Linked DNA regions of Homo sapiens: regions 1 and 3 are each linked to region 2. Evidence: chromatin contacts called from ENCODE Hi-C or POLR2A ChIA-PET data. All regions are on one chromosome and are shown on one strand. The core of a region is the stretch at or near the end of the contact, and the rest is flanking DNA. Distances in the headings are between cores, read along the strand shown.

What was found. Hi-C counts contacts between places; a loop is a spot of excess contacts on that map. ChIA-PET counts read pairs that join two places held with the same protein, here RNA polymerase II (POLR2A). Pooled maps may share reads with other maps.
Region 1: a loop to region 2 is called in a pooled map, with 9 times the contacts of the local background. The contact joins the promoter of DHX30 here to the promoter of SLC25A20 in region 2. A Hi-C loop is called at or near these places in 2 of 50 pooled maps. POLR2A ChIA-PET finds 5 or more read pairs at or near these places in 2 of 52 experiments (MCF 10A and activated B cell).
Region 3: a pooled map shows a loop between it and region 2 (6-fold over the local background). The contact joins the promoter of SMARCC1 here to the promoter of SLC25A20 in region 2. A Hi-C loop is called at or near these places in 5 of 50 pooled maps. POLR2A ChIA-PET finds 5 or more read pairs at or near these places in 2 of 52 experiments (MCF 10A and WTC11).

The regions. Positions count from the first base shown.
Region 1 is chr3:47,801,089-47,804,642 of GRCh38, forward strand. It overlaps DHX30 (DExH-box helicase 30), which reads left to right and starts at 2,050. Exons shown (of 22, transcript NM_138615.3): 1 at 2,050-2,124. RefSeq lists a silencer at 1,621-2,470 and an enhancer at 2,195-2,720.
Region 2 is chr3:48,897,196-48,900,951 of GRCh38, forward strand. SLC25A20 (solute carrier family 25 member 20) reads right to left here and starts at 1,687. Exons shown (of 9, transcript NM_000387.6): 1 at 1,495-1,687. The coding sequence starts at 1,599. RefSeq lists an enhancer at 608-657 and a silencer at 1,238-1,427.
Region 3 is chr3:47,779,649-47,783,322 of GRCh38, forward strand. It overlaps SMARCC1 (SWI/SNF related BAF chromatin remodeling complex subunit C1), which reads right to left and starts at 2,245. Exons shown (of 28, transcript NM_003074.4): 1 at 1,955-2,245. The coding sequence starts at 2,149. RefSeq lists silencers at 1,719-1,958, 2,139-2,358, 2,769-2,818, 2,929-2,988 and an enhancer at 2,191-2,485.

The sequences.
Region 1 (3,554 bases), core at 800-3,299, 1.1 Mb before region 2:
AAGTGTGTGGACCACTTGAGGCCAAGAGTTCGAGGCCAGCCTGGCCAACATGGTGAAACCATCCCTAGTAAAAATACAAAAATGAGCTGGGCATGGTAGTGCACACCTGTAATTCCAGCTACTTGGGAGGCTGAGGCAGGAGAATCGCTTGAACGTGGGAGGTAGAGGTTGCAGTGAGCCGCAACCACCCCACTGCACTCCAGCCTGGGTGACTGAGTAGAGACTCTGTCTCAACAACAACAAAAAAGTGCAGTATTTTACTCTCCTAATAATTTTTTAAATGTCTTACCAAAAAAAGTAAAAATTCCTTAGTATGGCACTCCCCAACAGTTTTTCAGTTCTATTTCCTGTAAAGCTTGCACACACATCCAACCCTGTGGTCACACTGAACTACTGAATATTCCTAGGATTTGTCCCTTGTTCCACTCGTATGTCTTTGTTCACGTTCCTTTCATTTTGCCATTCAGGAGTAACCACTCCTTTCTCTGAACTCTTGGAGTACCTAATACCTCCTTTCCAGCATTTACCACTTTCCATTTCCTTCACACAATGTTGTCATCTTCTCTACTAGGCTCTAAGTCCCTTGAGGCAGGGCCTTTGTAGCCTCCACACCAGCTTAGCAACTGATACACAGAGCACTCAGATGTCCGTGCAGGGATCTCTCTATTCTCCACACAACACAGCACCATGCCCTGTTCAGATGCACTAATTATTTGAATGAATAAATGATGTTCCACCCCCACACCCCGGTCTTCTAGCCAATGTAGAGAGAAAGAAAAGAGATACATGTTGAACTGTTTGCACACAAAAGTGACGGGATATGGCACTAATTCTTCATACAGCCTCAAAGGTCACATCTTTTTTTTTTTTTTTTTTTAAGTTTCATTCTTGTCGCCCAGGCTGGAGTTCAATGACACGATCTCGGCTTACTGCAACATCCGCCTCCCGGGTTCAAGTGATTCTCCTGCCTCAGCCTCCCGAAGTAGCTAGGATTATATGCGCCCGCCACCACGCCCAGCTAATTTTTTTGCATTTTTAGTTGAGACGGGGTTTCACCATGTTGGCCAGGCTGGTTTTGAACTCCTGACCGCAGGTGATCCACCCGCCTTGGCCTCCCAAAGTGCTGGGATTACAGGCGTGAGCCACCACGCCCGGCCTAAAGGCCACATCTTAAAACCATACTCTGTAAAATCCTGACCCAGCTTCAGAGCTACGCCACTGCGTTGTTTCCTTTTGAAGCTGAATTCCACTGAACCTATACTTGAACCTTATCTAGAGGACTACAGCGTGTAATTGGGACAATCCCCTTTCTCATTCCTAAGAGGTGATGTGGCCGGGCGGACCTCCAGATTTCCAGCAACTATGACTGGCACTCTCCCCGCGACCAGCAAGTGCCACCTTGTCCTTTGCCTAACGTTGTACAGTTTACGAAATCAACGAACCAACACGTTGATTTCATCTTCCCTGCAAACTGGGGAGACAAGACAAAAATGCTCACCTCCCTAAAAAAACAGATTAGAGGGGAGATGGGGAAGAGAAGAGGCGTGGCTACGAGCTGTGGCGGGGAAGGCGGGTGGAATCCCGGAGCCCGAGCTGGAAACCGTTCCCCGCTCAGCCATGACCCGGGCTGTTTATTCGCATCAGGAGGCGCGGGTGGCTCGCAGAGGGCGAGAAGACCCTTCCCGCTTTCACACTGCAGGCAGCTAAGTCGCCGAGAAAGGCAGCAACTTGACGCCCGACCCCGCCACCCAAACCCGCTCGCTCTGCGACCCCAGAGCAGCCGGCGCCAACCCGTCCCCTTCGCGACTCCGCCGGAAGTCCCGCCTGCACCGCCGCCGCGCCCCATTGGGCCGGGTGCTGGGGCATCCCGGGCGCTGGGTGCCCCGAGCGGCTACGACGAGTCCCAGGTGGGGCCGGGCTCCAGGCCCGCGGGGGAGCGGAGCCGTGCGCCGCAGGCGGGCTCCGTGACGCCGGGTGGGGAACGCCGGGCCGGTGGCGGGACTTCCGCCACGGGACTCGGAAGGGGCCGCGCCGCCGCTGCTGGGAGTTGTAGTCCGGCCGTGGTTGGGGGAGCCGCGGCTCATGCGCGGTGCACAGAGGCTTGTTTCACATCTGTAACAACAGGTGAATTGGGCTTTTTATTCTCCCCTTTCGTGCCCTCTTGAGGAGCCTGCCGCGGCCGGGGGTGGTCGTCGTGAGGAGGGGGCCCGGTCCGACCGCCAGCCTGGCGGAGAGTGGGGCGGAGACGCCGGCGGGCCCGAGGAGCAGGCCGGGCATCCTAGGCCTGCCCGGGAAGCCGGCCCGGCCGATCCGTGGGCAGCCAGGCCTCGGCCTGCCGTTGCCATGGAGCCCGGGCGGGGGCGGGGGCCAGACCGGTCCGCCGGGGCGGGCCTCGCAGCCAGGGGCTCCGCGGAGGCCGTGGGAGAGGCCGCTTCATTGGCGCAACGACGCCTTCGCCTCGGGATGCGCCGTTTCCCCAGGCAGGGCCTGGAGGAAGCCTCCTGAGTGCCCCGAGACCTTTGTCTACTTCTCCTCCTTCCCGGTGCTGCCCGGACCGTTCGTCCAGAGGGAGGCCCGGTGCCTTCTGGCCCCCCTAGTTTGCCCCCTTTTGCACCGACCTTGTCACTGGGGGAGGCCAAGGGGTGAGGTATTCTTTGTTTGCTGGTGGTAACTTGTCCCATTTAGCAGGGGAAGACCAAATGCATGTTGGGTCCTTTGTTTGCAGTGAACTGGAGTCCCAGGGGTCCTCAGAAACCCTAAGCCAGGGATATGGCATATCTAGTCGTTGTGTAGCAACATTGGTCACTTGAATTATGATTTTTCAAGGCAGAGGCTGTTTCACTTTACAACCCCACTCCATGAGGGTTTGCCATACACTAGCAGGTAGACTGCAGAAGGCCACTTACAGGCTTTCAACCTGGTTTTAGTTGCAGCTTATGGGCCAGAGTGAAATGAGACGTTGTCTGGTGATTTCCCTTGAAGTTTCTTGCAAGGTGGTAACCCCACTGTCATTGTGGGTTTTAACTACATCTTGTAATTTACACTTAAATCTTAGAGATTTAAGGCGATGTGCAGAAACTACATCCTTTGCTGCGTTTTCTACCGGTGTTGGCTCTTTATCCCTAAAAGATAGTTGCTCTTCAAGTGTTTTAATTTATGTAGCTGTGATACAAAGTTTTATTAGGGCCGGGAGCGGTGTCTCACGCCTGTAATCCCAGCACTTTGGGAGGCCGAGGCGGGTGGATCACCTGAGGTCAGAAGTTTGAGACCAGCCTGGCCAACATGGCTAGACCTCGTTTCTACTAAAAATACAAAAATTAGCCGGGCATGGTGGCGTGCGCCTGTAACCCTAGCTACTTGGGAGGCTGAGGCAAGAGAATTGCTTGAACCCAGGAGGCCGAGGTTGCAGTGAGCCAAGATCGCGCCATTTCACCCCAGCCTGGGCAACAAGAGCGAAACTCCTTCTCAAAACAAAACAAAACAAAAACCACACACAAGTTTTATTAGCTGTTGGACCTTTCTTGCCCCTTTCAGCCTTTGAAGATAACAGTATA
Region 2 (3,756 bases), core at 437-2,936:
TTAAGCTAAAAAGAGGCTTTCTGGTTGCTAAATATGCCAGTGAGCATTTCAGTTATTTGCACTTCAGTGCAGAGGTCATCCAGTCCTTCTTGGGAGTGACATCAAGGACAAAGGTGATATGGAGGTAGGAGCAATATTTGTGTGTGTGTGAATATATATATATATATATATATTTTTTTTTTTTTTTTTTTTAAGGGCGGCCCCAGAGGCCTAGAACTAATAAGATATCTGCCTATATGGACCAAGAGCAGGAAGAAAGGCCAGACAATCGTCCCTCAGTAGACAGTGCCGCTTGGAATGACCACAGTCTGGGAAGCACTAACACATGGCATTTACCACCAGCTAAATAAACATTTGATTTCATGTTGCACAATGACCTAGCCAGTCCAGCTACTTTAACCCTGGTCTTCCTATAGAATGACCCCAGTATGAGCTCTACTTCAGGGCAGCTCCTCTCTTGGATGAAAGGCAGCAAAGAGCTTGCTGCCCAAGCTGGCCAAGAGGAAGTGCCCACAAAACTATTTCGCTGTGGAAGAAATCTGACCCAACATCCTAACAAACCCCCTCACATGGGCTTCCAATCTTTTAAAACTCATGTCTGCTCCCCACAGGCCCACCCTGGCAATGACTTGTCAATTTCCTTCACGTCTACGTCTAGAAAAAAAGTGAGAAAACTGGATGCAGCTTCGAGTGCTAAGCCATGGGGGATGGACTTTGGTCCCCAAGCAAAGCATTAATGAAGGTGTTGCAAGGGGAATAGTTGAGATATGATATGAGGAAGACCAGAGAACAATTCCTGATGAACGTCCTCCCTCCCAAGCCTCAGTCTGACCATAGCTTCCTCATCTGGGAGTTGTGAGAATGAGGCTGGCCTTGTGCAAAGCTGATCACCTTGCTTTCCGTGGAAGGGGCTCGGTCACTGAGGTCATCATTGCTTCTCACAGGGATGCCTCTGCCCAGGAGGCTGAGCAGGCCACCGTTGGGTGACAGGCCGAAGAGTGTCAAGTATCTCCCCGGGCCGGGAAAGGTGCGAAAGAGATGGGTACTCTTGCCCCAGGGGAATGTATCAAAGGACACCTCCAGAACAACCGTACCGCTCTGTCTTTAGTTGTCTTCCTGGGGCAGGCTTTACAGGGGACCTGTTTCAACCTTAACGATAATATTAGTGTTGGCTGAAACCAAAACTATGGAGAGACGTTTATTCCTTCCCATCCCTAAAGAAGTGGCGCAGGGTCAGAAGAGACTGCGGGACAGGGAACTTTACATCAGAGCTCTTGACAGGCAGTTAGAGGCTGCTCACTTTGCGCCGCCGCCTGGCTCTTTGGGGCGCAAGGTACAGCTTCCTGCCCACCCCTGAAAGAGAGATTCCCTAGACTTCTCACGGAAGCTCACACATGCCCCTCTTCTGCCCAGCGTCCGCGCCTCGCGGGGGACCATGCTTTCCGCGCCCCGCCCGGGCCTCCTCCCCAAAGCCTGCGACCCAGCCTCCCGCACCTTGACCGTGTCCAGAGGGTGACCGACGAACACCAGGCACACGCCGCCAAAGCCGCCGGCCAGCAGGTTCTTGAGCGGGCTGATGGGTTTTGGCTGGTCGGCCATGGTCAGTCCGTCTGTCACTCCGTCTGTCAGTTCTCGGGCCGTCCTGGCTTCTCAGCCCCAGCTGCAGTGCCGGCGCCGCCGACCTTTCACCCACTTTTGGGTGGGCGGGGCACGAGCCCGGGGCAGGTCGGGAGGAGGGCCCAGTTGGCACGGTAGGGCTTCCGCCCGGGGCTGCTTCCGGCCTCGGCCCCGCTTCGATGGGCGTGGCAGAGCGCAAAGCCGCATGGGCGGGGTTTGGGAGTGTGGGCCAGCGGGCCTATTCCTCCAGGAAGCCTTCCCAGACTTCCATGTTTCCTCTGAGCTCCCATTCATCCACTCACTCCAGAGAGATCAATTGCGCCCTGCCATATGCCAGGCGTCCTTCTAGGTGCTGGAGGCACCCCTGGTAGTACAACACACAGGTCCCTGTCCTCCTGGAATTTACAGACCATAACAAAGATAAATAACTAAAAAATGCATAGTGTATCAAGTAGTAATAAGTACTACGGAGAAAAATCCAGGAAGAGAGTTAGAGGGTGTGTGGGACAAGTGATTTGCAATTTTAGTTCGTTGAATAAGGGAGGGTTTAACTGAAAAGGTGACAGGATTCAAGACCTGAGAAGATGAGAGAGGGAGTTCTGTTCACACATAACAGGGTCAAGGGTGAGGAACCTTCCACCCAGAAGAAAAAGAAAATGCAAAAGCCTTGAGATGGTCTGTGCCTGACATGTTTGAGAAACCACAGGAAGAGGGAGGGTAGTAGCTGATGAGGCGACAGAGGTTTTGGAGGCACTAGAAGACAGGTTTGGGCCTGGTGTTATGGCTCATGTCTGTAATCCCAGCTCTTTGGGAGGCCAAGGCGAGAGGATTGCTTAAACCCAGGAGTTTGAGACCAGCCTGACTTATATAGCGAGACTCTTGTCTCTAAAAAAAAAAAGTTAGGCCGGGCCCAGTGGCTCACACCTGTAATCCCAGCACTTTGGGAGGCCAAGGCAGGCATATCAACTGAGGTCAGGAGTTTGAGACCAGCCTGACCAACATGGAGAAACCCCGTCTCTACTAAAAATACAAAATTAGCGGGGCATGGTGGCGCATGCCTGTAATCCCAGCTACTTGGGAGGCTGAAGCAGGAGAATCACTTGAACTTGGGAGGCAGAGATTGCGGTGAGCCCAGATCGTGCCATTGCACTCCAGCCTGGGCAAAAAGAGCGAAACACTGTCTCTACAAAAAAAAAAAAAAAAAAAAAAAAAAAAAGTTAAAGGCCCGACGCAGTGGCTCATGCCTATAATCCCAGCACTTTGGAAGGCCAAGGCAGGTGGATCACCTGAGGTCAGGAGTTCAAGACCAGCCTGGCCAACATGGTCAAACCCCGTCTCTACTAAAAATACAAAAACTTGCCAGCCGTAATGGCAGACGCCTATGCCTGTGATCCCAGCTACTCGAGAGTCTAAGGCAGGAGAATCGCTTGAGCCCAGGAGGCGGAGCTTGCAGTGAACCGAGATCTTGCCACTGTCTCTCCTCTGAAGGACGTAGAAGTCATTGCAGGGTACTGAGTGGGGAGCGACATAGTCTGACATCGTTATCAGGATCCCCCTTTGATTGCTGGGTGAAAATAGACTCCAGGGGGCAAGAAGAAACAAGGAGCCTTAAGGAGGCTAAAAGCCATGGCCAGAGATGTTGACTTGCGCCAGGGCATAACAGAGGAGGTAGTAAGAAGTGGTCAGATTCGGCCGGGCGTGGTGGCTCACGCCTGTAATCCCAGCACTTTGGGAGGCCGAGGCGGGTGGATCTCAAGGTCAGGAAATCGAGACCATCCTGGCTAACATGGTGAAACCCCGTCTCTACTAAAAATACAAACAAAAAAATTAGCCGGGCATCATGGCGGGCATCGTGGCGGGCATCTGTAGTTCCAGCTACTCGGGAGGCTGAGGCAGGAGAATGGCGTGAACCTGGGAGGCGGAGGTTGCAGTGAGCTGAGATCGTGCCACTGCACTCCAGCCTGGGTGACTGAGCAAGACTCCGTCTCAAAAAAAAAAAAAAAAAAAAAAAAGAGGTGGCCAGATTCTGGATATAGTCTAAAGAAAAAAAAATTTTAAGTTGTCAATTAATAGGATATAAAGCAGCTAGGCACAGTGGTTCACGCCTGTAATCCCAGCACTTTGGGAGACCGAGGCATA
Region 3 (3,674 bases), core at 995-3,494, 1.1 Mb before region 2:
CCTACCCACCCAAACAAATATCGAAGGATTATCCATGTCTAAAGCTTCTTGTAGTTGATCCCAAACTGATGCACACTGAACAGTGCGGAGAGGTAGAAATTACTGAAATTTGCCTTTTTCTACTCTCTTCCTTGATATTATTCAAAGGAATATGCCTGTAGATTATTTTTCTTTGTTAAAGCTTCACTGAATTTAAGACCCAAAGCATTGGCTAAAAGGAATGTAATAAAGAAGAATTAACCAATATTTTCATAACATATTCAATTCCATTAGCCACTTCTGGAAGCTCTATTACTTACATTTAAAAAGTGACCAATTTATCACTGTGTAAGAAAGGGCAATATTACTAAAAATCTACAGTCTAAATGTAATTTCAGAGGAGGAAAAGTCCAGACACCTAAAAATATAATTACTGTCTCTCACTTCCTCAAACTTCAGATAAGAAATGTAATTTTTCTAGCTGACCTTCAAAAACAAGAAAGAAAGAAATGATCATTTCTGGGTCTTTGGTTTTTTTTTGTTTTTTTTTTTTTTTTTTTTTTGGAGACAGTCTTACTTTATTACCTAGGCTGGAGTGCAATGGTGCAATCTCGGCTCACTGCAGCTTCTGCCTCCTGGGTTCAAGAGATTCTCCTGCCTCAGCCTCCCGAGTAGCTGGGATTACAGGCATGTGCTGCCACACCCGACTAATTTTGTATTTTTTGGAAAGACGGGGTTTCACCATGTTGGTCAGGCTAGTCTCGAACTCCTGACCTCAGGTGATCCACCCGCCCGGCCTTCCAAGCCGCGCCCGGCCAGAAATGGTCATTTCTGAATGTACCACGTGTAATGCCAAAGGAACCCAAGATCCCTGCCCATGCCTAATAACTGCCAAACACTGACAGGCTTCACTGAGCTGCTGAGGCCAAAAAAATAGGTTCCTAAACTAGTTTATGTTTTCATTCATTCAACAAATATTTACTAAGCAGCCACTAAGGGTAAGGCAATAAGTATCAGCCACGTTCCCGGATACACTGCAGTGAACAAAGCCCTTGCTTCAGTGCTATGATTCTCAATAGGAGAAAGTACAGAACTAAAGAGGGTGATAGGAAAACTTCAGAGGCTGGGGAGCCTTTTCGGCTACCTGCTTCATTACACCCTTTAAGGGAGTCCTCCTGAATATTTACACAAAAGGGAAGTTGGAAAAAAAAAAAACATTTGTTATAAACAAAGGATTAAGTCAAAACTTTGAAAACTACTGACTCGGCGGAACTTCCGTTCCAAAGGTAGGAGAAATCAGTAAATGAATAATTTCAAAATGTGGTAAACACTACGAAGAAAATAAAGGTGACACAAGAAAAGTGCTCTAATAAAAACTGGGTTCTTGGGGAAGGCCTCCCTTTAGAACACTTTACGTACAAGCGACCATCAACTCTCACGCCACACAGAACCAGAAGCACGATGAGGTAGAACCGTCGTTAATAGTTCTCATCCATCCTAGAATTCATATTGCCTGTTATTAATTAACGAATACAATCATCCCAGTCGTTTAGCAATTCAACAACAGGTAGCAAACCCCCTCGAGACTTTGAATACGCTCTAAACAAAACTTGAAGCTGCTTTTACCACGCTTGCTCGGTCTTTAGGGATCATTGTTCACACACCTAAGGCAGCTGACAAAAGAGAGAGAGTCACACTCGCTTAGTGGCTGAGCTCGACCTGCTCTGGCACACGAGACTGAGCAGGGGCTTTCACCATGGGTGCGTAGGCTCAGAGGAGAGAGCCCCGAACCCCAGTCAGGCCCCGGGATCGCGGGCGCCCAGAGCGGGCGGCGGGGGCGTGGCGGGCCCGGCGCCTGCCTTTGTTGTCCCTCGTGGCGTGCGGGGGGGAGGGGCGGCCCGAGGCCCGCGAGGCCAGCTGCCGCCTCCGGCCCCGGTCGCGTGGTCTCCCGGCCCCCACGGGCGCGCGAACCCACCTTCTTGTAGTGCTTGCCCAGCCAGACCCGCACCGAATCCAGCTGGGACACCGTCTCCGGGCTCTCCCAAAACTTGGTGGCCGGGCCCCCATCCTTCCGTCGATAAACAGCTAGGCCTGCGGCTGCCGCCGCAATCCCCGAGCCCGTGGCGCCTACCGCTGTCCCCGGCCCGCCGCCGCCCGCCGCTGCGGCCATCGTCGCAGCCCGTCGTCCCCACAGCCTGGCCCACCCCGGCCCTCGCGGTGTTTCCCGGTCGTTCCCGCGCGCACCCCCGCGCGCGTAGCCGCCACTGCCGCTTCCCGGCCCCGCCCAGCCAACCCTCTTCCGGCGCGGACGCCCGGCCCCGCCCCATCTGGGAACTGGCACTGTATCTGACGCGAGCCAGCGCACGCGCATGCGTAGCACTCGTGCGGCCGTGCCTTGGAATAGCACGTCCTGCGGCCTCAGCCGCCTCTTCCGCCATCCTCCGTAGGCTGCATTCTGCCCTAGTGAGCGCCGGTTTTTGAGCCTTGCTCTTCCCTCGCTACCGACGTCGAATCATTATGCGGTCAACAACCGCAGGTGGGTTATGTGTCATAGCCCGCCTCCGCTGGAGGGAAAAGGCCTGGTGCGAGAAATGCCCAAGGGAAAGCCTGTCTAGGGTATCGAGTGCTGGCCGAGGGCCCTGCACCCGGACTGGGACTGCGCCGGGCCCCGCTTTCCCTCAGGCCCTCCACCCCCAGCGGCCCGGCGGCATTTGTGAACAGCCATCTGGGACTCCCACGCCTAGGCTTTTCGGCTTCACAGACCTTCCACTCCCTCAGGGGTCCAGCCACAGCGGCTCATTCCTGCCCCAGGGGCCCTTGCACTGGCTCTTTCGAGACCTCAGCAGGTCTTCCCTTCTGATTTGCACTTACGAGACGCGTTCAGATTCACTGCTTCAAAGGACTTCAGAAAGTAGTTGTCAGATCTTAACAATCTTGAACAACTGTTCACACCCATACACTTTCTGCATAGCGCTCACCACGACCCGGCGTTTCTAGTTTCTCATTTACCTTCCACATAAATTACATGAGAACCTAATCTTAACTTGTTCACAGGTGTATCCTGAACACCTGAGACAAGGAACAGATGTACAGTAAATACTTGATGAGTTAATGAATGGCCCACATAGAAGCCGAAAATTTTTAAATTATTAACAAGGTATATTGGCCGGGTGCGGAGCACTTTGGGAGGCTGAGGCGGGAGGATCAATTGAGCCCAGGAGCTCTAGACCACCACACCCATCCCCGTCTCTACAAAAAATACAAAAATCAGCCAGCGTTGTGTTGCAAGCCTGTGGTCCTAGCCTCTTGGAGGGCTGAGGTGGGAGGATCCCTTGAGCTGGGGAGATGGAGGCTGCAGTGAGCTATAATCGCGCCACTCACTACACTTCAGCTTGGGCGACAGAGCGAAACCCTGTTTCAGAAACATAAAAAGTATGACTGGCCATAATGGAGTTGTGAACATAATGCTATATGATCGCAGAGAAGCAAGTAACTAATTGCTTGTGAGAACGTGACTAACTGCTGGTAAGTTTCTGAGATCTTTTAAAAATGAGGGTGTGTACATGTTTTCAGGATCTCCTGAGGGCTGTGTCACGGACAGTAAAATATATTAAATAAAAAAGTTAATAGAATGTGATCAAGAGGGCCAGGCGAGATAGCTCACGCCTGTAATCCCAACACTTTGGGAGGCCAAG